2 separate regions of the Homo sapiens genome follow, and region 1 is linked to region 2. A link is an interaction called in ENCODE POLR2A ChIA-PET data of the cell type or tissue named here. Cell type or tissue: HepG2. All regions are shown on one strand. Each heading gives the region's core, and the rest is flanking DNA. Links, peaks and the distances in the headings are about the cores only. Region 1 overlaps PITX1-AS1 (PITX1 antisense RNA 1). Region 2 overlaps PITX1-AS1 (PITX1 antisense RNA 1).

What was found. Peaks named below come from ENCODE experiments on the same cell type or tissue, not always from the same donor. Only the 100,000 strongest peaks of a DNase experiment are listed, where the experiment ranks them.
Region 1: POLR2A ChIA-PET joins it to region 2 with 13 read pairs; 2 of 35 experiments call an interaction of 5 or more read pairs at or near these places.

What each region holds. Positions count from the first base shown.
Region 1 is chr5:135,255,231-135,270,783 of GRCh38, forward strand. The region is part of intron 3 of PITX1-AS1 (PITX1 antisense RNA 1); the gene reads left to right. Among named protein-coding and RNA genes, the nearest start is that of LINC02900, 15 kb to the left of the region's middle. In HepG2, for the core only: a CTCF peak has its summit at 9,735; DNase peaks (open chromatin) are centred at 8,181 and 9,823; H3K4me3 peaks cover 2,742 bases.
Region 2 is chr5:135,149,153-135,164,705 of GRCh38, forward strand. The region is part of intron 2 of PITX1-AS1 (PITX1 antisense RNA 1); the gene reads left to right. Among named protein-coding and RNA genes, the nearest start is that of LINC02900, 91 kb to the right of the region's middle. In HepG2, for the core only: no CTCF peak of the experiment used is centred there; DNase peaks (open chromatin) are centred at 5,339, 7,829, 8,579 and 10,049; H3K4me3 peaks cover 558 bases.

The DNA of each region.
Region 1 (15,553 bases), core at 4,232-12,231, 110 kb after region 2:
TAAAACAAACCAGACAGTTTATAAAATCACATATTTTTAGGTCTGCCCTGAGGACACAAGGTAATCTAATGAACTAAAATCAAAAGAGTAGCAGCCCCTCCGAGGATATTACCCTGGGCAGAGCAGCAGGAGGAGGAGGTAACCAACAGAGATAGTAAGAAGAAAACAACTGAAAGTGTAATCATGTTTTAAGAGCCAAGTATGGGCTAGCCTAATGGTTTAGAATTATTGTAAAGAGACAAAGGGTGTCTCACTCTTGTCCTTTGGCTTCCACTGAGAGCTTACACAAAAAAATTGGGGGCAGAGTAAAAGGATAGACAACTCTCTGTGGTGCAGGACCTGCCTAAGTCTGTAGCAAGAGAACTAATAAAAACCCTCCCATGCTCATGACCTTTTGTGAGTAAGAGGCAGAGGTTATCTGCCACTGGAAGTTCTGGGAGGTGCATGCCTGAGGTAGAGGTATACAAGGCCTGCCCAACACTAAGGCTAGGGCAGGGAAACCAAGAGAAACCCTCATGGACCATGCATGGGCAAGAGTCAGTGGTTATCTGCTGCTGAGAAAGGGGCAGAAAACCAGGTCTTACTCAGGATCTTGCACCGAGTATAAGGCAGCTGTTATCTGCTACTGGGTGAGGGCCAGAAACCTGCCCAAGCTCAAGGTTCTGCACTGAGTGCGAGATAATGTCACGTAGGGGAGAGAGAGGAGAGTTAAGAGTGATCCTCTCTAAGGCCCAGGTATGTAGGGCTGCCTAAATAAATCCTTCTGAATGCTGGGCCTTGCATTAGGCACCAGATGGTAGTATAACAGTAGGAGAGGGGCAGGAATGTTGAGAGACCTCTTCTACAGTGCAGAGCCTGCTGAAGTCTAAGGTGGTACGGGAGAATTGAGAGAAACTCTTTATTACACTAGGCTTCATGCTAAGTGGGGGCCAGCAATAGTCCACCAGTAAGAGAATCTGAAGATTGTAGTGCATTGAATGTAACTAAAACAATAGCACAGTCCAAACCCAGCTCAAATACAGATTAGATACTAATTCAGCTTCCTGCATCAACAGACTGATAGAGGAAGACAATTCTCCATTTTTTGGTGTATTTGCCTCATTGCTACTATTTTTTACATACAATGTGTTGCATTCAATATAAACTTACCAAACACATACACACCCCCAAACAAATGAACAATGATATGATCACTTGTCAAGACACAACATAGTCAATAGAACGATCAAAGTTGGCCCAAATGTTGCAATTATCAGACAGGGACTGTAAAGTAGCTAAGATAAATATGCTAAAGGATCCAGTGGGAAAAAGGCAACATGGGGATTTTCAGCAGAGGTATGAAAACAGTATAAAAAAAGATCTAAATAGAAATGCTAAAAAATAGAAAACATGATGTCAGACATGAAAAATGCTGTCAATGAAATTATTAGAAGATTGGATACAAGAGAAAAAAACTTAAAGACACATCAATAGAAATGATCCAATCTGAAACAAAGAAAAAAGAATAAAAAATAGTATCTGAGTTCTATGGTATAATATCAAATGTCTTATATATAATTAGAGTCCTAGAAGAAGGTGAGAGAAAACATGAAAGAAGAAATATTCAAAGATAAAAGAATAAAACATTTTCTAAAACTAAAGAGTAAATATATGCCTTATCAAGAAGCTTAGAGAATCCCAAGCAGATTCAGTCAAATTGCTGAAAACAAAGGATAAAGTATGTCAGTTTCAGCATGCTACCGGAAAAAACAAAAGATCTTGTCAACCTATAATTCTATATCCAATAAAAATATCATTCAAAAATAAAAGTGAATTGAAGATATTTTCAAGCAGAAAAAACCAGAAAGAAGCCATCTCCAGGAGATGCTAAAAGGAGTTCTGTAGGCTGAAAGAAAATGGAAGTAATAGAATATTTTTTTGAAAGCAAACTGTGAGGAATTAAAGATAAAGATTACAGTCACTAGAGAAATCACTAAAAATAATTCAGAGGCATGACTAAAATGTCAATAGAGGAGCTAAAATGAAATACTAAAAATACGTTTCATCCTAAAAATAATAGGAACATAAAAACAAAGAGCATAGAAGATAAAAACCAAACCAAAATTTGGTTTAAAATCAAAATAGATGAATAATTGCATTAAATATAAAGGGACTGACCTTCCCAATTAAAAGGCAGAAATTGTCAGACTGGATAAAAATGCAAGACTCAACTATAGAAATACACTTTAAATATAAAGACACAAACAGGTTGAAAGTAAAGTATTTGAAAAAGATAACCTGCAAATACTGTGCATAAGAAAACAGGTGAAACTAATATCAGGTGAAGTAGACTTCAAGTTGATAAAAAGATATAAGAAACAGAATGCTATTAAGGGCTTAATTAATCAAGAAGACATAAACATCCCCAAAGTTTTTGTACCTAATATCAAAGTTCCAAAATACATGAAGCAAAAATTGATAAAATTAAAGGAAATTATACATATCCAATCATAGCTGAAGAATTTAATATACCCTCTCTCAGTAATTAATAGGCTGAAAAACTAGTTGAGTATATGGAAGAGTTGAACAACACTGCTGATAACCTGATCTAATTGACATTTTTAGATTACTCCACCTAACAGGAGCAAAACACACATATTTCTCTAATGCATGTGAAGCATTTCTCAAAAGAGATCATGAACTGGATCATAAAACAAGTCTCCATAAACTTCTTAGATTGAATTTCTAAGTATATTCTCTGAACACAATGAAATGTAAAGTGGAAATCAATAACAATAAGATACCTAGAAAAATTATTCGAATGTTTGGAAATTAAACAACACATGACTAAATAAACCACAAGTCACGGAAGAAATCATGAGGGAATTTAGAAAATATCTTAAATTTACTGATAATGAAAATATTTTGATAATGAAAATCAAAATTTGATAACAATGATGAAAATCAAAATCTTTGGCATACACAAAATTTAAAGGGAAATGTACAGCTTTAAATGCTCATATTAGAAAATAAGAAAGGTATAAAATCAATGACCTTTGCTTCCACCTTAAAAAGCTAAAAGAGATGAGTTAACTAAACCATAATCAGAGTAGAAAGCAATAAAGTAGGAGACAAATAATCAAGAAAATCAGCAAAAACTGAAATTGGTTTGCTAAAAAGATTAATAAAATTGATAAACACCTAGGAAAACTAATGAAGGTAAAAGGTCAGAAGATACAAATTACCACTATGAAGAATAAAAGAAGGGACATCACTAAATAGCCTACAGACCTTAAAAGGATAATGTAGTCATATTATAAATAACTTTATGACAATTAATTCAATGATTTGGATGAAAGGGACAAATTCCTTGAAAAACATAACTTAAAAAATGGACCCAAGAAGAAATAGGAAATATAAACCCTATAGTCATTAAATAAATTGAGTTTGTAATTTAAAAAACTTCCCACAAACAGAAATCTAGGCCCAGCTAGTTTTCTCTGGCAAATTATTTCAAATATTTAAGGAAGAAATAATATCAATTCTACACCAAGTCTTTTAGAAAATAGAATATTAGAGAATACTTTCCAACTCATTCTATGAGGCTAGAATTATCTTGATACCAAAATCATACAAGGAAATTATAGAAAAGAAAGTTATAAACCAAAGTTTCTCATTATCATAACTAAATCTTTGATAAAAATCCTTAACAAAATATTAACAAATAAAATCCCATAATATAAAGAAAAAGATAAAGTAGGGTTTATCTCAGGAATGTAAGGTTGTATAACATTTAAAAAATCAATATAATTTACCACATTAACTTATTAAAGGAGAAAAATTATAAGGTCATTTTGATGTAGAAAAAGCAATTGACAAATCCCAACATCCGTTCTAGATAAGAACTCTCAGCAAACTAGGAATGAAGAGTCTTTTTTCAATCTGCCAAATAACATCTACAAAAAACCTATGGCTGACATACTTATTGGTGATTGAATGCCTTCCTCCACAGATTGGAGACAAGGCAAGGATGTCTCTCTTACAACTTTTATTCAGCATTTAACTTGGAGTCTTAGACAAAGCAATAATATAAGAAAAAGAAATAAAGGATATATAGATTGGGAAGGAAGATGTAGAATTGTCTTATAAGTGACATGATTTTGTACAGAGAAATTCCTAAGGAATTCTTAACTTTAAAAAAAATTATTTTAATTTTTGTGGGTACATAGTAGGTGTATATATTTATGGGGTACATGAGATGTTTTGATACAGGCATACAATGCATAATAATCATATCATATAAAATGGGGTATCCATCCCCTTGAGCATTTATCCTTTGTGTTACAAACAATCTAATTATACTCTTTTAGTTTTTTTTAAAATGTACAATTAAATTATTATTGACTATAGTCACCCTGTTGTGTTATCCAATACTAGGTCTTATTCATTCTAACTATTTTTTGTACCCATTAACCATCTTCACCCTCCCCTACCCTCCCACTACTCTTCTCAGCCTCTGTTAACCATCTTTGTACTTTCTATCTCCATGAATTCAATTGTTTTTATTTTTAGATCCCACAAATAAGTGAAAACATTCAATGTGTGTCTTTCTGTGCCTGGCTTATTTCAGTTAGTGTAATGATTTCCAGTTCTATCCATGTCATGTTGTTGCAAATGACAGAATCTCATTCTTTTTTTTATGACTGAATAGTACTTCATCGTGTATCTGTACCACATTTTCTTTATCTACTCATCTGTCGAGGGACTCATAGGTTGCTTCCAAATTTTGGCTATAGTGAACAGTGCTGCAACAAACACGGGAATGCAAATATCTATTTGATATACTGATTTACTTTCTTTTGGGTATATATACCCAGCAGTGGGATTGCTGGATCATATGGTAGTTCTATTTTTAGTTTTCTTGAGGAACCTCCAAACTGTTCTCCATAGTGGTTGTACTAATTTACATTCCCAACAACAGTGTATAAGAGTTTCCTTTTCTCTACATCCTTGCCAGCATTTGTTACTGCCTGTCTTTTGGATATAAGCCATTTTAACTAGGGTGAGATGCTATCTCATTGTAGTGTCAATTTGCATTTCTCTGATGATCAATGATGTTGAACACTTTTTCATATGACTGTTTGCCATGTGTATATCTTTTTTTGAGAAGTGTCTATTCAGATCTTTTGCCCATTTTAAAATCAGATTATTAGAATTTTTCCTATAGAGTTGTTTGAGCTGCCTATATATTCTGGCTATTAATTCCTTGTCAGAGAGTAGTTTGCAAGTATTTTCTCCAATTCTGTGGGTTGTCTCCTCACTTTGTTGATTGTTTCCTTTGCTGTGCAGAAGATTTTTGTCTTTATATGATCCCATTTGTCCATTTTTACTTTGGTTACCTGTGCTTGTGGTGTATTACTCAAGAAATTTTTGTTCTGACCAGTGTCCTGAGGATCTTCCCCCATGTTTTCTTGTAGTAGTTCCATAGTTTGAGGTTTTAAATTTAAGTCTTTAATCTATTTTGATTTTATTTTTGTATATGGCAAAAGATAGGGGTCTAGTTTCATTTTTCTGCATATGGATATCCAATTTTCCCAGCACCATTTATTGAAAAGACTGTCTTCCCTGTTTATGTTCTTGATACCTTTGTCAAAAATGAGTTCTCTGTGGGTGTGTGGATTTGTTTCTGGGTTCTCTATTCAGTTCCATTGGTTTATTTGTCTGGTTTTATGCCAGTACCATGCTGTTTTAGTTACAATAGCTCTGTGGAATAATTTGAAGTCAGGCAACGTGATTCCTCTAGTTTTTATTCTTTTTGCTCAGGATAGTTTTGTGATTCCATATATGTTTTAGGATTGTTTTTTCTATTTCTGTAAAGAATGTCATTGGTATTTTGATAGAGATTGCATTGAATCTGTAGATTGCTTTGAGTTTCCTAAGGGATTAAAAAAAAAGTAGAACTAATAATTTATTTTTGCAGTGTTGCAGGATATAATTAAATTATAATTCCATATGTTAGCAATGAACAATTAATTAACAATGAAAATGTCAAAATAGTAATTGTAGCATAAAAATTCAGCTACTTAAGGATAAATTTAATGAAAGATATGAAAGACTGGAAACTATATAATGTTGATGAGAGAAATTAAAGACCTAAATAAATTAAGAGATATAACATGTTTATGAATTAGAAGACTCAACATTAAGATGTCACTTCTCCCAAACTGACCAATCCTAAATAAAATCCCAGCAAGCTTTTATCTTGGACAAAATAATTTTAAAATTTATATGAAAAGGCAAAGGACCTAGGATAGCCAAAGCAATATTGAAAAAGTAGAGCAAATTTGGAATATTTACCCTACTTCACCACAAGACTGACTATATAACTACACTAATCAACACAGTGTGGTATGGATGAAAGGATGGGTTAAAAGACAAATGGAACAAAATAGAGTCCATGCATAGACCCAAGATATATGGGAAAGTGATTTTTGACAAGGGTGCCAAAGAAATTCAGTAGTGAAGGAAAATCTTTTCAACAAATGGTACAGAAACAACTAGATATTAATTTGAAAAAAAACTTTGTTCTTACCTCTAATAATATAGAAAAATCAGTTCAATATGGGTCATTGATCTAAATGCAAACACTAAAGTGATAAAATTACTAGAAAAAAACAGAGTATTTTTGTAACCTTGAGGTAGCAAAGACTTCTTAAAGAAATCATGGAAAGTACAGGCCATAAAAGCAAAACTTGATTAACTGGGTTTCAATAAAATAAAATCTTTCTGCTTATCAAAGACACTGTTAAAACAAATGAATAGGCAAGCCACAGATTTGCCAACACATCTCTGACAAAAGACTTCCATTCGGAATACATAGAGAAATTCTTGCAACTCAACAATAAAAAGACAAACAATGTAATTAAAAATTGCAAAACAACTTGGATAGAAATATCATTAAAGAAGATATACAAGTGGCCAATACACACAGGAAAAAGTTTTAAACACCAACTACTAGATATCAGGGAAATGCAAATTAAAATTATAGTTAGTGACCACTAGATATCAACTAGAAGTTGGTTAAAGTGAAAAAAACTGATGACACTAAAAGTGGGAGAGGATGTGGAGGAACTGGAACTCTTATGCATTGTTGGTGAGAGTGTCAAATGGTATAACCAGTTTGGAAAACTAATACTTCCTTTAAAAGTTAAAAATACACTTACCTATAGCCAGCATTTCTATTCCTAGGTATTTACATGAGAGAAATGAAAATATATTTCCACAAAAATCCTTGTATAAGAATGTTCATAGCAGTTTCATTCGTAAAAATCGAAAACTGGCAAACGGCCCAGTTGTCCATGAGTGAGGAATGGATAAAGACACTGTGGTTTAGTCATGCAACAGGATACCAAGCAGTGTAACAGAATGAACAACTAATACCATCATGGATGAATCTCAGACATATGATGAGTGACATAAGCTGCATATGAAAATGTGCATACGATGGGATCCATTTATAAGAAAATCCAAACTAGGAAAAACTAACCTACGATGACAGAAATAAAACCAGTGGTTGATTCTGGGGATAGGAGATTGCCTGGGAAGTGTGAGAAATGTCCTGTGGCTTTATGTGTATTCATCAAAACTGTTTGATCAGAACACTTAAGACCTGAGCACTGGACTTTATATAAATTATACTTTAATAAAAAATGTGAGATAAAAGTCATTTCTTTCACTGGACTTCAAATCACAATTAACAAATTTGAAGTTGCTACACTTAATATAACCGATGATGTAACTATCATAGTATGATGGACAAGTGCTAGGATAAAACTATTAGAAGCCTAATTCGAAATATTGAATGAAGGCTACATGCTTTAAAGAAATCTATCCTCCAGAAGCACCTGTTCTTGAACCAAAATCTGCCCATTCAGCCTAAGCTTTCAGGGAAGTCAGGGCAGGTAAGGATTGGGCCCCTGCCTGCCTCGTGACACGTGGGCAGGGTGTCCGTCTTGGCTGTGGGGCAGCGGTCACAGCCATAGCCACGGATACGAGCCTTAATGGTATCTGTTAATTATCTGCTTCTAAATCTGGAGTTTATGAAATGCTCTTCACTAGACTTCAAAAGCTGGGAGTCATCCCGGTTATCTATTCAAGAGCCCAGCTTATCCCTCTCTCTCAGTCTGTGACATCAAAGACTTAGTTTCATTGCAAAATTGTCTGGCACGATGGCATCAGGTCGGCTCCCCTTTGAAAGGGTTTGGAACACAGTGATGAGTCAGAGCTCCTCCGAGGAGCACCTGACCCACCCGCTCTCCTCCGCGTGGGCTTGGCCCAGGGAGACCCGGCCAGAGGCCTCGCTGATGTGGACGTGGGATTCATTTGGCTTGGCTCTGCTAGGATTTGGAGCAAAGCTCTCCTGCTTGCCTATAGGGAGAAAACCTCTCAATCTAGGCCTGGGAGGGTAGGGTTTATTTGCTTGCTTTTAAAATTTTATTTATTTATTTATTTTTGGTCACTGGTAATAATTTTTGGGGGTGGCGGGGGGGATGAAACTATACGCCTTTCTTAAACTGCCGGAGCATGACCAGGAAGGGTCAGCTTTGATTCTGGTCTCTCTTTTCACCCTTTTATTTGAATGCCATGAGGACATTTCCCTATCAGGTTGTTAGGTGAGAATCTATTTCTGTTTTTTCTGCTTTCCTTGTTTTCTTTGCTAGAATACATTTTGTCCTCCTAAAGTAATACAAATGTTAATGTGTATACAGGTTTTTTGAACTAAGGATATTAGTTGAATTTATTTGCTGACAAAAATAATGAAAGGTCGCTTCCCAATTGTTTCTGTACTCCCTGGTAATTTTGGAAGTTAAAATGCTGTGTTGTCACTTCCCAGGCTAACAAGTCTCATCTCACTAAATCATGCCACAGATGCGAAGTTTCAGTTTAATTTGAATCCTGGTACTGTGCTTATGGAGGTAAATGAAGACCCTGGCTTTGTAAATCTTCTTTGTTTTTCCACTTTTATTTTTAAGTGTAGCTAGATACAAAGTTTACGTCCATTTAGCTGACCTTTTCAACAGTAAGAGCTATTTTATAAGGCAGCAGAAGTGAAAGTTATCAGTGCGGCTGGGTAATGTAAAGTATTTATGAATGAATGTGCAAAAAACAATCTGGGGGTGTAAAATGTGGGGCTGGGCTCGAGCAGACCCGCTTGTGACTTGAGCCCTTCTTTGCAGTAAAGCATAATTCATGCTGCTGTTAGCCCTTAAAACAGGAAATAATATACCCATTTAACTTAATCACAATTTATATTACATGTGCATATTTCTAAACAAATGTTGTAGATGGAGAGTTTGGTAGCAATAATATTTATGAATTACACTTTTAGTTAGCAAAGGAAATGTGTGACCTCTTACATTTGGTTTGACATTTGAATTTGGTGTTCAGTGTATTTGACAGGAGTGATGGATTCTCATTAGCTCAATGTATAAACAGGAAATGCTTCCTCGGTGAATAGTTATTAATGTAGGACATCCCTGAATTTGAATTTTCAGTTGCTTATTCTGGTCCAGACTGTGACATTTATTTAATTTCTTTCTTAAAAAAAAAAAAAAGAAATGCATGGCATTAATTTTGTGTGTAGCAAACCTGAACAACATATGAATGTCAAGCTCTGAAAAACAGAAAATTGTTCACGAGTGGGGTGGCAGGCGAGGCTGTTGAAGGCTTAGACGAAGGGAGCAGCCCTGGCCGCAGACAGCCCCCATGTGGACTCGCAGTTGCTTGCCTTAATTTCTAACTAAGATAACCTACAGGAATTAGAACATGACGTGGGGGCAGATTTGAGTAAGCTCATACTTAACCTTTACCCGCAGCAGGATTAAAGCAGTTCGTGCAAAACGGGATCAGAGCAAATTTGCAATGTAGCTTGAGACAGCAATTTTATTTTGAGTTTTCTGCACTAGCTTGGTACTCTGTGACAATACCAAAAACACAGGATTCGGGGTGTGGGAAAGCTAGAAGCATCTGACTTCTAATGGGAATGAGGAGAAACCAGGCCAGTTGGCTGCCGTCCGCCATGGGCCCCGGCCCGTCCCCAGCCCCTTCTGAGTAAAGCTTAGAATCTAATTAGAAGTCAGTTAGAAACCCGGAAAGTGAAGCTGGCAGGCCCTTAATCTGAATTTCAGGTCTTCAGAGAAGGAAAGTAGCGTTTTTATTGTTGGAGGTCAAAGTTTAAATTTAGTTTATATCAGATTACCAAAATATGCTTTCGGTAAGGTTAGATTCTCATGCTTGGAGAGAGTGGGTCTGTAATGAAAGCAAACAGGGCGAGAAATAATCCCATTACAGATGAACTCTTCACTTGAACCTCAAACATTTGGGAACCATAATAACACCATCTCGGCAGGAAGATAAAGGCTGGACAGGCAGGAGCTGGGAAGGAACCTCCCGACCACCCGGTTGAACATGATCCCTTCCCACCCCGCCACGCCTGGGCCTGGCTTGATCTTAGAGCACTTAGGTAAATGACTTATTTATTAATTAGATTTTCTTTCTGCCTCCTCTGCTAAAATTTAAGCCCTGAAAGGCAGGGATTTTTGTCTGTTTTCTTCACTGCTACCTCATCACTGTGAAGATCACAGCCTAGCTCACAGGAAGCACTTGCTAAATATTTGTTGAATAAATGAAGGGATCTTGGTACCTCTGAGCAGAAAGCACACATTTTTAAAGCCAAAGATTTTGAAATTAAGAGAGAGAGCCAGTACTTTGGTGTTTTGGGAGAAGCAGTGAGTGCCTCGGAGGGAAGAAGGAGCCGTCACTCTCGTGGGTTCTGGGAGGGAAGCCACAAGTCTCAGATTGGGGATTGCCAGCTCGGAGTCCATGAGCAGATTTTCCTTGCATGGGGCTTAATGCTGAGTGGACACTCAACACTCTGGTTTTGAGCTAGAATTTATAAGGGGGTGGTTTGGACGAGCCCTCTATTGTGTGTGCCTGGGAGCTCCTGTCTGTCTTTCCTGCACCCTCTTAGGACAGTGAAGGGGCGCAGGCTGAGCAGGATGAAGTGAATACCTCCCGTTGTGAACTGGAGATGGGGAGGGAGCTGGGGGCATGATTCTCCTGGGTATTCACATGCACTGTAGCAAGGAGGCCTGTCCGCTTCCTGGTTAGGAATGAATAATCTGAAGGCTGAGAGACGGGACTGGCAGGAAGGGGATGAGTCTCACTTCATGGCTGGCCTTGCTGTTCCTGAGCAATCTAGGATCAAAACCCCACCAAGACATTCCTGGGCTTGAAACAAATAAACCGCCATGCTTTTCACTAAGGATGTGCTTGTGGGAAAACTGTCCTCTTTCCTCATTCCTCCTTTAGAAATCACGTGTGAAACAGACGGCTTGCTTGTGCCTCCGGTGAAAATAATTTGCAAACTCTCCCCTTTCCTCCTTCCTCATTGAAAATGACGCACAGCCTGCCCTCTTCCATAGTTCAAATACTCTCTTAAGAATATTGCTGTGGGTCACTATTTTCTTTTGGTCCCCAAAAACAAAACATTGTTTATCAGTCTTGTAACCCCCAGATTCCACCTCTTACTTCCCAGACCCTGGTGGTAGTATCCGTCTGCCAGAGACCAGAGAGAAAAGTCAGAGGTTTCAGCTGCAAAGACCAACTCTCTCAACAAACATTAATTCAGTGTGTGTTCCCTGAGCACCCACTCTGGCTGGGCACTGGACGTAGAAGAGTGAGCAGACAGATGTGGTTGCTGCTCTCCGGGAACTTTAATACCTGGGATGATAGCAACTGACTGTGTGTTTTGATGGGGGTGAGTTGACCTGGAGTTGGGGGTGGCTGTGGGAACTGACCGTGGCTGGGCCCCAGTGTGAATACTGTTCTTGTGACCCTAGAAGTGAGTCTTTCAGGCTTGTGCTTCCCTGGTGGGGCTCCCAGACATGCAGAGAGGCTGCCTTTGGCTCAGTATTTCGGGGCAGAGGGCGGTCTGGTTGTGAATCATTCCCTAGAGAACCAGGCTCTTAAAGGGAAACCAAAATGAGTCCCTTGCATAGGCGGTTTTCAGACTGATGTGCAAACTCTTTTTACCAGTGCCACCTTCTGAAGAGTAGGAAGTTTCCCAGGCAGAGCTTGGGAAGCATTATTGAGCACCTACTGTGTGCCAGGCCCTTCCTTAGGCCCTTGGCTTCTCCTTACCTCATTCAGATCCAGAGATCTTTTGTTTATGCCGTCATTATCTCTTGCACGGCCCTAATCCCCCATTTATCCAAGTCCTCCCGTTCTCAAGGCCTTAGAAGCCTCTACCATGAAGCCCTCATATCTGAGGCTCATATCTTGTCTGCCCCTGCACCCTATGGATTTTAAAAATTGTTCTCTCAAAGCATCATGTATTTTGTCTCCCTTGTCTGTGAACTCCTGTGTGTAGAAGCTGTGCCACTTCTCTGGCTGCTTCTTAGTGGCTATTGACGAGTGTACGCCATAGTATTTATTAATAGTAAGCATGCCTTGAGGTTCTGCAGCCACTTCCCCTCTACCAATAAACTTTGTATTTTGGTGTGACTGAAAAGTTTCCTACTTAAAATATTATGAAACTAATATATGTTTGCTATAAAAAGCCAAACCCAGCATAAAGATGGATAAGGAAAAAATCAATTATTTTGTGAGTCCCCCTTTTCAATCCCATCCCCCTGAAGTTACAGTGTCAACAGTAAATGGTGATTACCTCTATGCCTTTCTTCATGCAAAAACTTAAATAAAAATATAGGTGCATACTTAGAGATTTTACCTTTTTCTTCTTTTAAAAAAATAAAAATTTGCTCCTGTTAAACATTACATTCTTTCATTGTTTTTAATGAATGCCACATCATGGTATTACATTAGCTAGTAAACTTGCTGAAAAAACATCTCTCCTATCAGTAAGGGGCATGGGCAAATTCAAACCTTCAGATACATATGAATAACTTTTGAAAAATATGAAGGGATATAAAAGAACAATAAGAAAAAGAGATAAACTCGCTAATAAAGCAGAAGATGTTAAAGGAGAATGTGTTATATGAGGAATTAAAAATGAAAAAAATCCATCATTTTTCTATGTTAGTAAATGTAAATATTCTTTTTTTCCAATAGCTGCATATTTATATTCGATAGCACAGACATACTTTTTTCAACATTTTAACTGGTAGACATTCATTTTTAATTTTTGGCCCTAACAAGCAAAGCTGCAATAAGCATTCTTATAGATATGGCCTAAAGGACATATTCCTTAAAGTGAGACTGCAGGTATTTTAAATTTTACCGGATGCTGGCTGGGAGCGGTGGCTCACACCTGTAATCCTAGCACTTTGGGAGGCCCAGGCAGGTGGATCACTTGGGGTCAGGAGTTCGAAACCAGCCTGGCCAACATGGTGAAACCCAGTCTCTACTAAAAATACAAAAAAAAAAAAAAAAAAATAGCCAGGTGTGGTGGCAGGCACCTGTAATCCCAGCTACTCGGGAGGCTGAGGCAGGAGAATTGCTTGAACCCGGGAGGCAGAGGTTGCAGTGAGCCGAGATCACGCCACTGTACTCTAGCCTGGGTGACAGAGTGAGACTCTGTCTAAAAAAAAAAAAAAAATGCCACATACCTTTCCTAAAGGTTGTAGCAATTCATCACATTTAGTGATGAATGAGACCTCCTATTCCCCATACCCTTACTAGCACTGGGCATTACCAATCTATTTTAATTTTGTCCATCTGGTGGTTCACATTTGTTTTGATTTATATTTCCCTACCTACCAGTGGAGTTTCACATCTTATCATTGTTGGCAACTTGCATTTTATCTTCTTTAAATTGCCATTTCATGTTTTTTGTCTATTTTTCTGCTATTCTTTACTTTTTCTTATTAATTTGTAGGAGTCCTTTATTATGACAGTAAATAAACCCTTTGCCATATGTATTGCAAATATTTTCTCCCATCTATTGTTTTCATTTTATCTATGACAAATCTGGCTTCCTAAAAATGTAAAACTAATTATATTGTCTAAATATTAAAACATTCTCTTTCTTCATGACTTTTTAAAAATGACTTATGAAGCCCTTCCTACTCTGGCTTTACATATACATTCTTTTAAATTTATTCAAATATTTTTAATAGTTTTTCTTTTCATTTAGATCATGAATCTACCAGGAAGTTATTTATGTACATGGAATGTGGAAGGGCCTGGCTTTACTTAATAGATGGTGTCGGACTGACCATTCATAGGGGAGGAAAAATACAAAACAAAACATCCTTTTCCCACTGACTACGCCTGTGTCCTATATGGAGTTATTCTACCCTTCTGATCTATTGGGTTCCCAGGCCTTGCTTTCAAAACTTTGGGGTGGGAGGCAGCACCCACTGTCCCAACAGTGTCCCAGGCAACAACACGGGCACTGGCTCCCTGCTGAGGCAAATCTCTTTTTGCTTGATATTTAACTGTCAGAGGGAAAAGGGGAGGGTTTGGATTACACATTTTCAAAGTCAGATCTATTCAAAGTTCTCATAGCAGAAAATGCCCCTTCTTTTAGCTTGAAAAATAAAAACAACCCAAATTTTGAATTATGACAACCCCAACTGGTGCACGAAATCGCTGACTACTTCTGTGCTGGTGACCACAGAGCCCAGTGTAAGAGGTCCTGGTCACCGGCACCCTCGTCCTCAGGAGGCTCGGGGGTGGTGTCGCCTGGCTTTCTTTTCAGAGTCTACTCTCGGGCTGAGATTTTCCTTAGGCCAAGTTTCAGCCTGGAGCAAATTTTTTATGGCTGTGAGCTAATCCCCTAGCAAGCTCCGGTTTATACAGAAACGCTGACACAGTGCGAGCTCTGGTGATTCAACTGGGGCGGCTGGGCTATTTATGGCTCCCTGATGCCAATAGGGGATAATTCTTATTTAATAGATTCAGTTTCTGTTGGGGCAGGGATCCCACTTTTTCCCCCCACCCAGTGGGGCAGTGGAACATCTTCCCCAAGAGCCAAGCGAGGGGGAGGCTGCCTGTGGGGAGGGCCTGCCTTGGAAGCAGCCGAGCTGCAGTAAGTTATGACCAAGGTGGGCTTTTCAGCCTGGGATTGCTGGAGCCTTAGGAACAAATAAATATTTTCATCTCCTATTTTGTCTCTGGGCAATGGGCCCAAAAACTGCCTTGATTCTTCTCAGTGAAACCTGGGAGAAAGCTGAGGATGACTTAATTCCCTCTTCCCTCTTCCCCTTTCTGCACTTATTTCTTTGTATTGAGGACCTGGAGCAGGGGTCTGGAGCAGCCACTGTTTCTGGGCATGGCCAGGCAGGATTGGACTCCATGGCCTCTGGGAGGCGGGCATGAGCATGGCAGATGTCCCCCTCGCCAATATCTCCCCCTCGCCAAGAGCTCCCCCTCGCCAAGATCTCCTCTTGCCTATGTTCATGTGGTCAGCCTATCGACAGGGGGCTAAAGGGGCCACAGATGGCTTTGGGGGCTGGCAGGAGGTAGGCAGCTTTTGGCTTGGGCTTCATTTCCACTGTCAGCCTTCCCTTATGCAGCCTTCCCTTGGAAGAGCTAAGCACCTTATTTCTAT
Region 2 (15,553 bases), core at 4,599-12,598:
TTTAGATTTCTGACTTCTCTAGAGAAATAAGATTTGGTAACAGTCACCAAGAGCAACCGTCTTTAAATGGGCATGGACCAAAGTCTCTATTAAGAGAGAGAAGAAGGGGGAGGCTGGGATAACTGTGTTTCAGGGAAATGAGCCAGTGCATGTAGAGCCACATTTTCCTGTGCCAGTGTTGAGATGCATCCTGGGCTGGCCTCACTTCTTTGTGTCACAGCTGAGCCCAGGAGCTTCTGAGTTTGGGACCCCTGCAATTCAGGATGCAAGTGTTGAATGGGGCCATGGGGGCCAGAGGATGAAGGGCATGTTATGTGTCCATAAGTGCCCCCTCCATTCTGGGTTGTTATGAAGAGCAGAAGGGCCACCTCCCACCTGTGGAAGCCTCTGAATGACTTGCGGCAGGCAGGTCATTCACTCATCAGAGCTCTGAGGGCCGCACGATGTTCTGGTGAATTGCCCTGTACCACGAGCTGCATCCTGTGCATGGCTCCTGGAGTGCAGGATTTAGGTCCCAGCATGATCAGAATATGGTTTTGGAAATGGCTGTGGGGTCCAGGTGACATGAGTCTTGTTTGCTCAGACACTTGGCCCTTCCAGGGTCTGGGACCCTCCTCCTCCTCTGGTGCCATCTTGTAGCCCCAGGGACCTCGTTGTCTTGTGGGGACTGCCTCTTTGTGGAGGGTCCTGTCACAGGAGACTTTTAGGAATGGCATCCTGGTGGGCTTGTGCTGATGGGTGCCCCCACCTTAGCCCTGCCTGAGGCAGCTCTGGGGAAGGCTGGGGAGTCTGGCCACTTATCTCACACCATTAGGCTTATAGCAGTGCTGCTAGCAGACAAAGACTCGAAGGGGATTAGGGGTAATTACCAGGCAGCTCTTTCTTCCCAGGGTTTAATGGGCCCAGCCACTGTAATTGTACCTGCTGGTCTTGGGCTGTTCCCTTCCATCCAAAGGCCAGGCCGTGGGCTGGGTTTGGGCGTTGAAGGGCATGTCCTGGCGCTTGTCCACCTGCCCACCTATTGCTGGGTGGCCAATGCATGACTTCAGCATGGCATGGCAGCCTGGCAAGGACTGATAGCAGAGCTCATGGTGAAGAAATCAGGGAGCCCATTGTGTGCTAAGGACGTGCTAATGGGAATGCAGGGGCCTTCCTGCCTTGTCAGGGCCTGAGCTACTCAAGAAATCTCCATCCTTATTGAGAGGGTTATCTCTGTGGCCTGTGGGAATGTCCAGAGGCCTGGGCATTCTGGGGGCAGGGCAGTAGGGATCTTTCCCAGCCAAGTGAGGTGGGACCTGCCTTAGGGATAAGGGACGTGTAGGCTTTGGCTCTGGGCAGCGTTGCGTGGATAGGGGAGCCCCAGTCTGTGCACCCCGGCTGCTCTGGGAGAGTGCGAGGCCCACGCAGCCCTGGCTGTGGCCATGGGCACAGGCTGGCGGGCTCTAGGGTTCCTGCTAATGGACCTCACCCCACAGCCATGGAGGGACTACTCTTTTCACCAGGGAATCCCCACTCAGTCCCTCTCCCTCTGAGGAATGTCTGCATCAAAAAGCCTCGAAAAGAGTTCAGCAGGGGCATTTGAAAATTCAAAGTATGCATCCTTTTAATCCTTTCAGGGAGGCTGTAAGGTGATATTGATGGCAATGTTTTTATTTCTTAGAATTATTTTTCCAGTCATTCACGTGAACTCAGAGCACCATATCGGTTTTCCACCTTAAGTAAGAGGATTAAAAACATTTCATAATGCAGGGCCTGAGTTAGGAGCCCAGGCCCCAGAGCCTTGTCACATTGTGTAATTGGAAGTAATTGCCAGTGTGGGGTTTGAGAAAGGCGCCCGATTGGGTGGTGGGGGCTGGTGAAACCTCTTTTGAGCCCTTGTTAAATGGGGAGGGCAGATTAAGCTGAGCAAGTGGGTTGAATGGACAGACTGATGTACTCACCCCTCTCAGACCTCAGCATCTTACCTGGGTGTCCTTTGAGGGGAACATAGGGCTGCTTTGGGGGTGCTGCAGGTGTGTGGGGGAGATGAGAGCAAAGCTGTCTCTGTGTACAGCAAGGCCTGTGCCTCTTCCTGGCTGCTGCCTCTTCATTCTGGGGACAGGAGCAATGCAGGGACCTGTTGTATCTTACAGAAGACCCTCAGTCTCTCTGAGCTGACCCCTGCAATATCACCAATCAGATGATATCCAGGTTATCTCTTGGGGAAATTGGAACCATAGGTTGGGGTGGGAGGGCTCACGTTCCAGGGGGTGTAGCTCTTCCAACATAGCATTTTTTGATTCCAAATTGAACTTCACTTGGATCTTGTGCAATACAGCAGCCTTGCCACAGCTGTGCAAATGCCTCATAGGGCCAGAGCCATGCCTATCAATGGGGGCCCTTGGTTGGGGAGGGAGACACTCGGCTTTCTGAGAAGTGATTGAGCCGCGTGGAAGTGAAGGTGTTTTGGAGTAGCCTGCTCTGGCTGGGTGTTGTTGTGGCCATCGAGCACCCACTCCTGTGTCTTTCTCCTGTGTGGTTCTCATTTAGCCACACTGTCCCCTGCTCTCTCCAGGTTTTGATGCCTCTTTCCCGGGGTGGGGAGTTTAAAGTGGGAAAGCAGGCATTGGCACTATTCACAATAGCAAAGACTCGGAACCAAGCCAAATGTCCAACAATGATAGACTAGATTAAGCAAATGTGGCACATATACACCATGGAATACTATGCAGCCATAAAAAATGATGAGTTCATGTCCTTTGTAGGGACATGGATGAAGCTGGAAACCATCATTCTCAGCAAACTATTGCAAGGACAAAAAACCAAACACCGCATGTTCTCACTCATAAGTGGGAATTGAACAATGAGAACACATGGACACAGGAAGGGGAACATCACACACCAGGGCCTGTCATGGGGTGGGGGGAGGGGGGAGGGAGAGCATTAGGAGATATACCTAATGTTAAATGACGAGTTGATGGGTGCAGCACACCAACATGGCACATGTATACATATGTAACTAACCTGCACATTGTGCACATGTAGCCTAGAACTTAAAGTATAAAAAAAAAAAAAGTGGGAAAGCAGGAAGGAACATGGCTGTTCCTCAGAGGTCCAGGCTGAGAGGTTTGTGGCAGCTTTCAGGGGAGAAGGAGGGCCAGGAGAGGGAATGAGGAGATGAAGCCCAGTTATGAGCCATGTATAATTTCCCAGGATTTTGTCCATGATGCTCCAGGATTCTCTGTGCCCTGGCAATGGGCTGGGAAGCCAGAGGGTGTCTTGACTCCTTTCTCCAAAAACTGTTCTCCGTCCTGGCCTGTCCTCTAAGGTCATCTCTGTCGCCATGCAAAGGGAGACGAGATCAGGGCCCCATCACAGCCATGATCCCTCTGTCCATCCTAGACTCACTTTCAGTTGAGGATCCTGGGCTCATGGCTCCCACGTGGATGTCCCGGGTGCCCCATAAGTGGCTGTGGCTGATCAGGGGTCAAAGATCACTCATGGGTCACCCCATCTGAGTCCATTGCGGAGGACAGGTTGAAATAGAGAGTGTGTGGCTATGTGTGTTGGTGGAAGGAGTTGGGTTCCCTACTCTATTTACTGGTGCCAGCCACATTTCTGGACCTTGTGATCACATTTTCTTTTCTGGACCCAAGAGGCTTAGGGAAGAAAGGAGGAGACCCTTGGTTTCCAAGGCCCTGAGTTTGATGACTCTTGGCTAGATTCTGAAGACTTCTAAGTTTTTCCTGAAAACCTCCCTTGTGTCTTATCCCCCATATCAGAAGAAGATCCCTTGGGAATGAAATTCTATAAAGTATGAGCTGGGGTTTTCCTAAAGAGGAAAATTTCAGAACTGTTTTTGCTGGTGAGATCTTTTTATTTTATTTTATTTTTTTGAGGTGGAGTCTCACTCTGTCGCTAGGCTGGAGTGCAGTGGCACCATCTTGGCTCACTGCACTTTCCGCCTCCTGGGTTCAAGCAATTGGTGAGATCTATTTTTACAATTAGATTGAAATTAGAAACTAATTAGAAATTGTTTCTTTTTAAAAATTAAGATTCTGCTTAAGAAAGCTGCTTTGGTTAAAATGGGGGAGGGGACTGGAGCCTCACCCTCTGCTCCTTCTGCTGCCTTTGGTGGCTCCTGAGGTGCCACCATGCAACTCTAGGGCTTTTTGGAAAATGGCTTATAAATCATCTTCCTAAGCTAAGTCCCCGGTGGGTTAAGGTGTGAAGATTAAGATCATGGGCTCTACGATCGAACAGCTTGTGTTCAATTCCTGGGTCTGCCACTCACTAGCTGTGTGACCTTGGGCGTGTTTCTGAACTTGTCTCCTTTTGCTTATCTGTGAAATGGGCATAAGAAGAATACCTGCCTTGTAGGTTTGTTATGAGGTTTAAATTAGTGTTTGGTACAATGACTTGCTCACTTGCCAAAAATGTTAGTGATTATTAACAGGGAACTCTCAAGCCTCCAAAACTCTCTAGCATCCAAAGAAATTCAACCTAGTGGTATGAACTGAAGTCATGCAGATATTGGGAGAGAGATTTTAAGGTGGAGAGAGGACCTTCCTTCACACTCTTGGGGTTACCTCCAGGTCAGACCAGTCCTGGTCTTGTGGGTAGTGACCTTGTTTGCAAGTGAGTCACAGTGAGGACCTATCTCCTTCCCCAACTCCGTCCTAGTGTTGAAGTTGAGCAGGATTAAACAGGGTGTTGAGTTGTGTCATTCTCCTGCCTCTGCCTGGGGCGGGAAGGGTGACTAGCTCTAGTCTAGGTTGTGGCACAGCTCTGGTGAGAAGAGGGGGAGGTGGCCTAGCCAGGAGACTTGTTTAGGGTAGGTGTGCACTGACAGGACGTGAGGACAGATTTGAGAGCCCTTCCTAAGGAGGGGACCCTTGTCCCTGGCTCCCTCTCCCTTCCTCTGCAGGAGTCATCCAACAGTGATGATGAGGGGCATCACCTTTGTTGTTTAAGCCTCCTCCTGTTGGCTCTTGGTGCTACCCAGGGCAGCTCCTTTTATCCCCATGATACAGATGGGATAGTCGAGGCCTAGAGGGTTGAAGCTGTTTGTGTGGCTGATTCTAGGTCAGAACTCATGATCTCCTGACTGTGCTCTGCGGTCTTGGCGATTGGCAGATGTGCCTGATTGGCCTCGGAGGGAGTCGTGGAAGGTGGGCACAGCTCAAGAGAGAGAGTGTTCCATTTGCTCCCTTCCCAGCGGAAAGGCCCTCATCTGCTCCCGCTGGACTGGGCGCTGCTCTGGTTCCTAGCCTGTGGCTTAGTAAGTGCTCAGGAGAAGTCAGTTGAATGAGTGAACAGTGTTTGGAGGTATTTCTCAAACATGACTAAACTGCCCAATGCACACAGAACTTGAATCATGACCTGAGTTGCATAACCAGCAGGGTTGTATGTTCTGCTGCAGTGGAAAAGGACTGAATTTCTATCCGGGTGGGAAAGAAAGATAAAGCTCTGTCAACTGAGGCATCTTATGGTGGACCTACCACTGCTACTTCCACGTCATCTATACCAGCCCTGGGTACTCTTGACCACTTCACCTGTGTAGATCCTCATCTTGGCCTCATTGGTTGTTCTGTCCCAGGGAAGAAATGTTGACTTAAAAAATAGGCTGGCCTTCTGGGATATTCTTCACTGCAGCAGCCCCATATTCAAGGTATGATGAGGTGGGGGTGAGAAGATGTGCTCTCTGAAGGACTTTCTAGAAAGAAAAGTCAGTGGCTTCCATCAAACCAGGAGCTTCCCACATGGTCTCTATGTGGTTGGCTGTGGGAGCGTCCAGGGTACCTGTTCCCTTCAGTGGAAAAGCAAGCCAATTAGCTTCTTTGGGCCCTGGGCCTCTTTTAAGATTGTCCTGGGTCATGGGCCAAGGCTGTGGTCTGCGCAGCTCAGAGTTCTTCCCAAGCAATGCCTTGGTTCAACTGGTGGAGCTTTTTGGAAGGAGGAAACCGTGGACTTGACGGCATTTGGCAGGTAAACCGTAGGTGCTTGGATGATTTTTAGAATTGGTATTGGGACCACAAGGGCAACACGTGTCCATCGTATACTAATATGTGCCACAGCCTCATGATAGACACAGGGCCTGGAGCTCGAGCATTGAGGAGGGAGTCCAGGTGTGTCTCCTCTGTTATGCCAGGCAGCTGACTCCCACTGGCAGCATTTTCCCAGGGCAGAGACCCACACTGTGCCAGGTCCTGTCCTGCTGACAGGCTACAGTGTAGGGCTCATAGAGCCAGCCCCCAAGGTCATGAGGACAGGGGAGACAGTTTACCACATACCAGGCCAATGATCAAGGTATCAACTCATCACAACCAGATTTGGTTTTATCTTGCAGAAATTTCAAAATTGAGCAAGATTTCAAAATAGTTATTTCACAGAGGTTTCAAAATGGGAAGACCTAAAGCCCTATCCTGTCAGCCTATCCTGGCCTGAGCTAGGCCAGGGTGCTGTCTGGCTCCTAACTCCTGTCTTTTCTCCCCAACCTCTTGCTACAGCTCTGTAGGATTGGGCTCCAGGTACTAAATCCTGCCTGATCTTGGGAAGGGATCATAAGCCATGTGCATAACAGCATGTCCTGAGAAAGGGCCCAGGGCATCATCTTCTGCCATGTACAGCAATCTCTGTTGGTGGCTGGGGCACTGACCTCAGATCCAGGCTTGGGCACCAGTTCCCACTTGACTGAGTGGTCTTGGGGAAGTCCCTTCACCTGCAGGCGTTGGTCTTCCTACCTGGACAACAGTGGCGATGGTGGGTTGCACCAGAAAGTCTCAGCCAGTCTGTGGTTCCAGGCTCAGTATCCTCACACAGTGGTATGCTCGTCCCCATTTTCTAGCTTAAGCCATCACGCTTCCTAGATTGCACCTGGCTATGCTGGAACAAATCCAGCCCCACTGGGAAGCCTGCTTTCCTTGTCTACTCCAGCACACAGTGATTTTCCTTCCTTGTGATTTCCATTGACCCATTCACTGGACACACTTCCTACCTTGTGCTGTAATCTCTCTCTCTCTGTCTCTCTTCTCTCTCTTTGTAAGTATGTTTTCTCCATCAAGATTGGGAGCCCAAGTACTTCCCTCCTCCATGGCATGTGGACATACTTGGAATCCACAAACATGACAAATAACTCAGAATCATGGTGATCTAGGGAGTGAAGTATCCTGTGCATCATATATTTTTCCTTGGGTTCTAACAGCTTTCCTTGGGGCCTAGCATGAAGTGATTTTGGTGGTTCCTCATCATGCCTGCAATTGTGTGGTCTTTTCCGCCTGAGGGTTGCCACAGTGTAGCTGCCCTCTATCCTGAGGTGCCCAGGGACTAGTGAAGGACAGGAATCGGGACAGGGCCCCTTGGGTCCCACTGCACAGATTCCCATGTGCTCACTGCTCCCCAGCCCTTCCTGGAGGCAGGCGTGGGATGGGTCTGGAGGGAACAAGGACAGCTAAGTCATTGCCATGGATTTAACCGGCTGGCTGGGCCCATATATGCACAGATTGTGGGGATGTGGACTCCTCCTTCCCATGCTGGAAATGGGCCCCAGAAAGCTACCACCTGCCACTTCTGTTGGGCGGGCGGGAAGAAGCTTGCACCATAGATACTGTGAAGTCTGCAGGTTTCACTCGGTTGGGATTTGTCATCTGGCAAACAGTCAAGTATCTGCCATACCTGGCCGAGTCAGCTGCAGCCTTCATGGCCAATCCGCATGATGAAGTATCCAGTCAAGTTTTGGCAATTCCAAAGGTGTGGCAATCTTGGTTGCAAGGGGCCAGTGGGGAGCATTGCGACAGAGGCCCTTGTGCTGGACCTGCAGGACGCCCCAGGAAGAAGGTGGAGGGTGGAGGGCACCCTTGACAGTTGACATCTGTGTCAACAGCGCCCAGTGACACACCGGGGGAGGACGAGCCTGCACTTGGCAGGCCAACAATGAGCTGATTGATGCAATGAACTTTCCCCTCAAAGGCCCCACCACTGCCTGGGGAGCCTGGGCCAATGGTGGTCTGCCTGCTTCCCCTGTAGCGATCCGCTGGCAGCCTCAGAGCAGGGAATGGGGGTGGGTATTGGCTCCTGATGGGGTCAAGACTTGTCCAGGATCCTCTAGGAGCCTGCTGTGGAGTAAGGAGAAGGCTGGCAGCTCCTGGACATGCAGGAACAAAGGCCTGGGAGAAATGAGTGGTGTATGAGTGGGAGTGGCTGGGCCCTGGGTGGGTGATGTGTCTACGGTGCCTCCCACCTGGCATGAGGAGGGAGGAGCTTCATGAGCTGCTGGGGAGGCAGGTATGTTTGTCCTCCCATAAAATGTGGCCCAATTTATAGGGGTTGCAAATGTTCCCTAGAAACCTTACCCATACTGCACGTCTGGGCTCAGTTCAGCACTGGGGATGAAAACCTTGGCCCTTCTTCTTAGACCCTGTCCCTCCTTCTCCATGTATACATGCATGTGTGTGCGCACACACACGCTCTACCTTGCCAGCTGAGGTTGTATGATTCATGTTGCTGGGGAGCTCAGACTACTCAAGGCCATGGTGCTGGGAGACTCCATATCTGGGTACGGATATTTAGTCTAAGCAGGCCTCAGGTCATGGGACCCTCTAGTTGACTCTGCTAACAAAGACTTCTCCACCTACTTTTTTTTCTATGCTGTATCCCCAGATGAAGCAAGCCCAACAGACCTAGGTTACTCAACAGGGCCCTTAAAACAGGTCATTGCCTCTCTCAGGGTCTCAGTGTTACCACCTGCTCAATGGGGCAATAGTGTTGGCTCAGTATGGATCTTGGGATTGTGTGAGTTTCCAGAGAAAAAGGGGAGAAGGTCCTTTCAGAGCTGAGCAGAAGACTAGAATTCTCCAAAAATCCAAGTTTGTCTAGCCCAACTCCTATTTGAAACCTTTCAAGGCTCCTTCAATGGTAACATTCAATGATTATTTTCAGGAGAGAGGCCAAAATGCTTATCAGAATCCACCCTCTGCTTATCTCAGTTCTTCAATGCCACACTATTTCCCTGTCCCCTTGTTTTCTACATTCCATCCATGCTGGCCTCTTTCTTAATATCTGACATACAGAGGCCTCATGGTGGGATAGAACGCGGAGACTATTGGCTTCTTTGCTGGGAATGCCTTTCTTCCTACATCCCTCTCTTTTTCCTTTCCATCTGGTTAACTCCTGTTCATCTCTTGGTTCTTAGAGCAGTTGTCCCTGTAGATATTTTCTACCTTGTTTTTTATTTTTTTATACATCATAAACATAATTTTTTTAATAGACTCTGAGAAAATTCTGTTATCTGAAATGTAAATCTGTTTCAGTATTTTGATTCATGATGTCTTATTTCCTTGTGTGCCTGGTTATTTTTGACTATGTGCTGGTCATTAATGCTAAATTATTTTAGAAATAATTCATTCAGAGAGGATTTTATTTGCTTCCTCTGGGCTGTGGAGTGCTGTCTGTTAATTTAAACATGAGATTCATTTAACTCTCGGGTTATTTGAACAGGAGCTACAGGCTCACAAGAGGGCTAGTTTATTTGTAGTTCACCCTCATGCTGGGAGTAAACCCCTTTATGGGCTCATTTTACATAGGTGGAATTGACACTTTGACTTTTGTACCCCTCATTTTAGAAGGTCACCACCAACTTCTTCCAGATCAGAAAATGTCCTCAGGGCTAATGTGGCTTTGAAGGTTTGGCTTATTTTTTTATGTCCTCACGTTTTTATAAATTTTGGTGTGGTAATTCTTAGCCATGTTATAGCTTTTTGATTCTTTTGAGAAAATTGAATTTATTCAGACTTTTTCAGGTATCCTCTGTAGGAGGTTGGTTCAAGTTCACTAGCTCCTCCTAAGGGAGCAGAAGTCTCTTGGTATAATTGTAACTTCTCTAAGGAAGCATTCTCTGACTTCCCACATGGATCTGGCTTCCTAGTTATGTCTTCTACTGATAAAATGAGGCTATCTCCTTACGAGTTCTCACAATGGTTGTACTAATCAGTTCGTCTGTATGGTTATTTGGTTAACACCTCTATCTCTACCTCCAGACTGTAAGTCCATGCAGGCAGGGGCGGGGCAGATGCCTATGCCTGTTTTGGTAACCATTGTATCCCGAGCACCTAAAGCAGACCTTGATGTGTTATGTACTCAAGGATTACTTATGATTGGAATGACTTCTACTTCCTTTACTTGGTCCAGCAAGTTTGTTTCTTGTGTACCCTCTTTTTTGCCATTACTTTAAATATGCAACTCAGTTATCCTCTACTTCTACCTTATATTTTTGATCCCTCAGAAATCAAGATGACCCTAAAATGCACGTGGTAGTTAACAACATGAGCTTTACATTCAGAGAGTTCTGAGTTTGATCCTTGCTTCTTCTTAGCTATGTGGTATTATTTGAGTCTCTTAAACTCTCTGAGCTTCAATTTCCTCATCTATAAATCAGGAAAATAATCATGTCTATTTTATTAAGTTGGTTTTAAGATCAAATAAAATGATGCTTAGCATAATGGGTGACTTTGGTGGGTGAAATGAATTGGCACTCAGATCCATACCACCCTCCTTCTAGTAAACCTTGCATACAAATGTTAAAAAGTATATGTCTCAGATTCCCTATGCCAAAAGTATGAATGCAGATGGGTTCTATCAGTTAGATGTATGTGTGTGAGATTTGGAAGGCAGATATGAAGTAGAGACTGTCTTCTGTCTTGGCAACAAACATAGCAACAGTAAACATGGTCATACAGCTGTTGAATTTTCCATGTTGGAGTTCTAGTGTCTGGTCTCTAGTTGTGTGGGTATTAAGAGGCAGTCATGGTAGTGACAGCACTTTTATACCCCTGGATTGTAGTTGTGGCAGTGTGTTCTTGATGTCAAGTAGTTGCAGCGGCAGCTTTTTGATTCCTTACTAAATCAGGTATGGGTCATTGTCTAGGTATAATCCATCCTGAAGCATAATTCCACTTTATTTGTGAACCTGTGAAACTCAGTAAGTTTTCCACTCTAAGAATATAGTGGGGGTACAGGCATAGGGTAATAGTTCTAGACATTTCTGTCCAAAAGGGGAGAAAATGTAAAGAAAAAAAGAATCACTGGTCCCAAGCAATTTTGAAATCCAGCTGGGCAAACTTCATTTGGCTTTAAAGCTTCTCCGTGATTCTTGGCTCACCATCTGGGTTCAAGACCCCACCTTCTGAGTCAACTTTTCTTTTTCATTAAAGGTAGCATCTGTTTGCAGCTGAGGAGTTTTATCAGCCTGTTTATTGCCTGGAGATTTTCAGAGGTTCTACAATCTTTTTTTCTTTTTCATCTCCTCTCAGCCCTCTTCAGTAAAAACTGCAGTGTTTCTGCTGGCATAACATTCTTAAGAATCTTGTAGGTCTTCTCCTCCTCCACCAGTCATTCCTAGATAATCTCATCTCTATTTTGGCTTCTGCTGAGATATTCAAGAGGATAGATAAGTCACACTCTTTTCAAAGAGGCTTTTGTGTGACTAATCTTTTGATCTTTCTGAGGTACCAGCAATGGGTTGTCAAGCCACACTCTTATTTTTTGCCTCTTGTCATACTTTCTTGAACGTAACTCTTAATTTTAGTGTTTTTACAATCTAGATAGGCTGAGACTTTCCCTAAATCAAGTCATGTTTCCTTAAAAAAAAAATACACACATACACAAAAACAAAAAACAACAACAACTAAAAACAATTTTTCCTTCAGTTTACCTCTTCTCTCTCTTTCTCTCTCTTTTTTTTTTTTTTTTGAGATGGAGTCTGCTCTGTTGCCCAGGCTGGAGTGAAGTGGCACAATCTCGGCTCACTGCAACCTCCACCTCCCGGGTTCAAGCTATTCTCCTGCCTCAGCCGTCCGAGTAGCTGGAACTACAGGCGTGTGCCACCATGCCTGGCTAATTTTTGTATTTTTAGAAGAGACAGGGTTTCACTATGTTGGTCAGGCTGGTCTCGAACTCCTGACCTCGTGATCTGCCTGCCTTGGCCTCCCAAAGTGCTGTGATTACAGGCATGAGCCACCGCACCTGCCCAGTTTATCTCTTCTCTTTTGCATTTTACTATAAGGAGCAAAAATAAACCTGGCCACACCTTTAACACTTTTCTTGAACTGCTACTCAACTAAATACACAAGTTCATCACTTGCAATTTCTGCCTTTTACATAACTGCAGGGCACAATTCCACTGACTTTCTGCCACTATATAACAAGGATCCTCTTTCTTCTAGTTTTGAATAACATTTTTTCATTTTCTTCTGAGCCCTTACCAGCAGCACCTTCAACATCCGTATTTCTACAAACAGTTCTTTCACAACAATTGAAGTGTTTTTTAAAGTGATTTTGGTTTTCTTTACCATGTTCCTCATTCCTTCTGAGTCTTAGTAAAGTTGTTAACATCCATATTTCTAATAGTCTGTTCAAAGAAACCTAGGCTTTTCTATCATGCTCCTTACAATTCTTCTAGACTGTGCAACTGCTGTTTCAAAGTCACTTTCACACTTTTAGGTATTTGTTACAGCAGCCCCGCTTCTGGTACCAAAAACTGTATTTACTTCTTGTGGCTGCTATAATAAATTCCCACAACAAAAATGTATTATCTTGTGGTTTTGAAGGTCAGGAGCCCAAAATGGGCTCCACTGGGGTAAAATAAAGATGTCAGTAGGGCTGCATTTCTTTCTGGAGGGTCTAGAGAAGACCCTTCTGTCTTCAAAGCCACTGGTTGTGTCTTTCTCACATTACATCACTCTGACACTGACTCTTCTTCATCTTCCACATTTCAGAACCCTCGTGTCTACACTGGGATACTGTAGTCACTGGATACACCCAGACAATCCAGGATAATTTCCTTACCTCGAAGGAAGCCATTTTACCACTGTAATTTCATCTGCTATCCTAAATTCCCTTTGTCACAAAAATGAATATTCACAGGTTCTAGGAATTAGGACATGGACATCTTTGGGGAGCCATTATTCTGTCTACAACACCTGACTTCCAAATTGGCAAGTCAGCTCAGTGGGATTCTGGAAGTCATTCCCAGGGGCCCACCTAGAGCCCATTTTCTAGCCCTTTCAATGATTTTGTAAGCATCCAGTCTCCTGACCATGGGTACGTTTTTTACCCTCTACAGGCTGCCATTTCTCTATCTGTAAAATGGGGTGATGATGACGTAGTCCCTAAGTAGCAGTGGAGAGCACAGAGGATACTGATTTATCTCCCAAACCCAAGGCAGGCATGCTGTGGGGACTGAGCAGCTGCTAGCCAAGAGTGCCTCAAGGAGGTGGCATGGCAAGGGCAGTGAGGAGTCCCTGGAGTGTCTGGAGCTTATGGGAAGGGTGGAGGATATTGAACATCTACTACATGTTGGGCACTGTGCTGAGCTTTTTTCACAACAGTTATATTATTTAACTTCATCTGTGATGAGTGAAATGCTCTATTCTGTGCTGTACAATATGGTAGCCAACAGCATATATGTGGCTATTGAGCCCTTGCAGTGGGAGTGGTGTGACTGAAGAACTAAATGGTCAATCTTATTTAGTTTCAATTAGTATTCATTTAAATTTAAATGGCTAAGGTGACTAGATGCTACCATATGAGACGGCACAGCTCTTACAGGTTACATTGCCCAGGGTCTTAACTTAGCATGTGACAGAATTAGGGCCATAATGAGAGAGGGGTTTGGAGTTGGGCAGTTCTGGCCATGTGGCCGCTTCCCTCTGACTTCAGCCCCAACCTTGAACATTTCCACTCCCTCTGCTGTTCGACCATGGGCTAGCACAACCCCTGTAAGCCTTCTGTGTAACCCTCCTGCAGCCATCCCTCTGGAGTTGGGGTCTGTTCCAGTCAGGGAGCTGGCAGGAGATGAGGGTGTGTAGGGTGGCAGAAGTGCCCAGGCTAGACACAGGCTCTGGATGCCAGTACTGAGACACATGGCGACACTTTTGCTCTACGTGAGCTGTGGCACAGTCCTAGAGCCTGCTTTCCCAGGCGCTACCACATGTCACTTGTCAGTTCAGAGTCACTGGTGTTTGTCCTCTTGGGGTCTCCTTTTCCACGGTGCCCACATAATCACCTTCCTTGGCACAGGGAAGAGTAGGTGGTGTCATAGGGTGGAGGCTGGCAGTGCAGTGCCGTGCGGACTTGTGGCACTAGAGACATCAGAGCCTCCAGGCTGCTCATCTCCGAGCCCCTGCCTGTGCTCCATGGGTGGCTTGTCAGAGCTGAGGAGCCATGTGTGATGGGGAAGGACCTGTGGTTGGTGAGCGTAGGGATCCTGGCAGAGTCCCCCCAAACATTTGCCCAGGTAGAGGTTTCAAGCCTATGGTTTAGGGGATGTGCCTGAACTAATCCTGTTATTAGCTGGATTATCTCTTCAAACTGAGAACCAGCTCCTGTGGGTCCCAGGTGAAACGCTCAGTCAGGAGCCAGAGTGACACGCCCCACCCAGGGCATGTGCTCGGTGTCAGTGAGCCTGCCGCCTGAGTGGCACCCAGGCAGGCTTCTGCTCCTGCTTCAGCCACTAGTTGTTCCACTCATTCATTCATCCATCAAACAGTTCCTGGTGCTAGCTGGGCACCAGGCCTGGAGCTGGGTGCTTGAGACCCAAAGGTGAACTACACCAGATAGAGTCTCGTGGACTTCACAGTTTAGAAAGGCAGACAGAGACAAGTGGAAGACGGAAAAATGGTAAAAGAGAGGTAGGTACAGAGAGATGGGACACTCAGGACCAGAGGCTGAGATGGGGCTGGAGAGGTGGACAGGGACCAGAAAGTGTGGAGGCCCCAAGGGTCCCACTAAGGCCATTCCAGAGGTGATGGAGTCCCTGGCACATTTGAGGAGCAATGTGATCAGATGTCGAGTTGAGGGTGCAGACTAGTGTCAGGGTGAGACCACTGAGGAGGTGGGCTGTTCATTCATTTGTTAATTTCTCATTCAGCCAATATTTGAGTTTCTGTTATCTGCCAGGCCCTATTCTAAGAGCTAATGCTATATCACCAAACATATAGACAACCATCCCTGTCCTCAGGGAACTTACATTCTAGGAGAAAGAAGGGTTGAAGGGAGAGACGGAGAGATTGGGGTTGGGGAGGGAAGAGAGGAGGAGAGGGAGGAAAAGGAGAAGAGAGAATGAGAATGCACAACTGTAATAAATAAGTGGATGATGTAGTATGCTAGAATGTAAGAAAGGCTACAGAAAACAGCAGGCCTAGAGGTTTAGGAAATGCTGGGGGTACACAGGGTATGTTCTGTCCCATGAGACGGTGAGATTTGAGCATAGACTTAGAGGTAGATGTTATTTGTGTAGAGAGGGGCAGGAGCAGGGTATTTCCAGATCATGAGAAGGGCAAAAGCAGAAACCATAAGGCAAGAATGTGTCCAGTGTGTTTCAGGAACAGCAGGGGAGGCCAGTATGCTTAGAGTGACGCCGTCATGGAGGAGAGGCACAGACAGGGCAGAGAGGTGAGGGGTGCAGATCACAGAACTCCCAGGGGCTTTGTGGATAGTGTTCAGAGGATCTCTGAATGGGATTCAGATTCCCACTTGGATGGAAAAAAAAATCACATCTTTATTTTTAATTTTCGTTAGA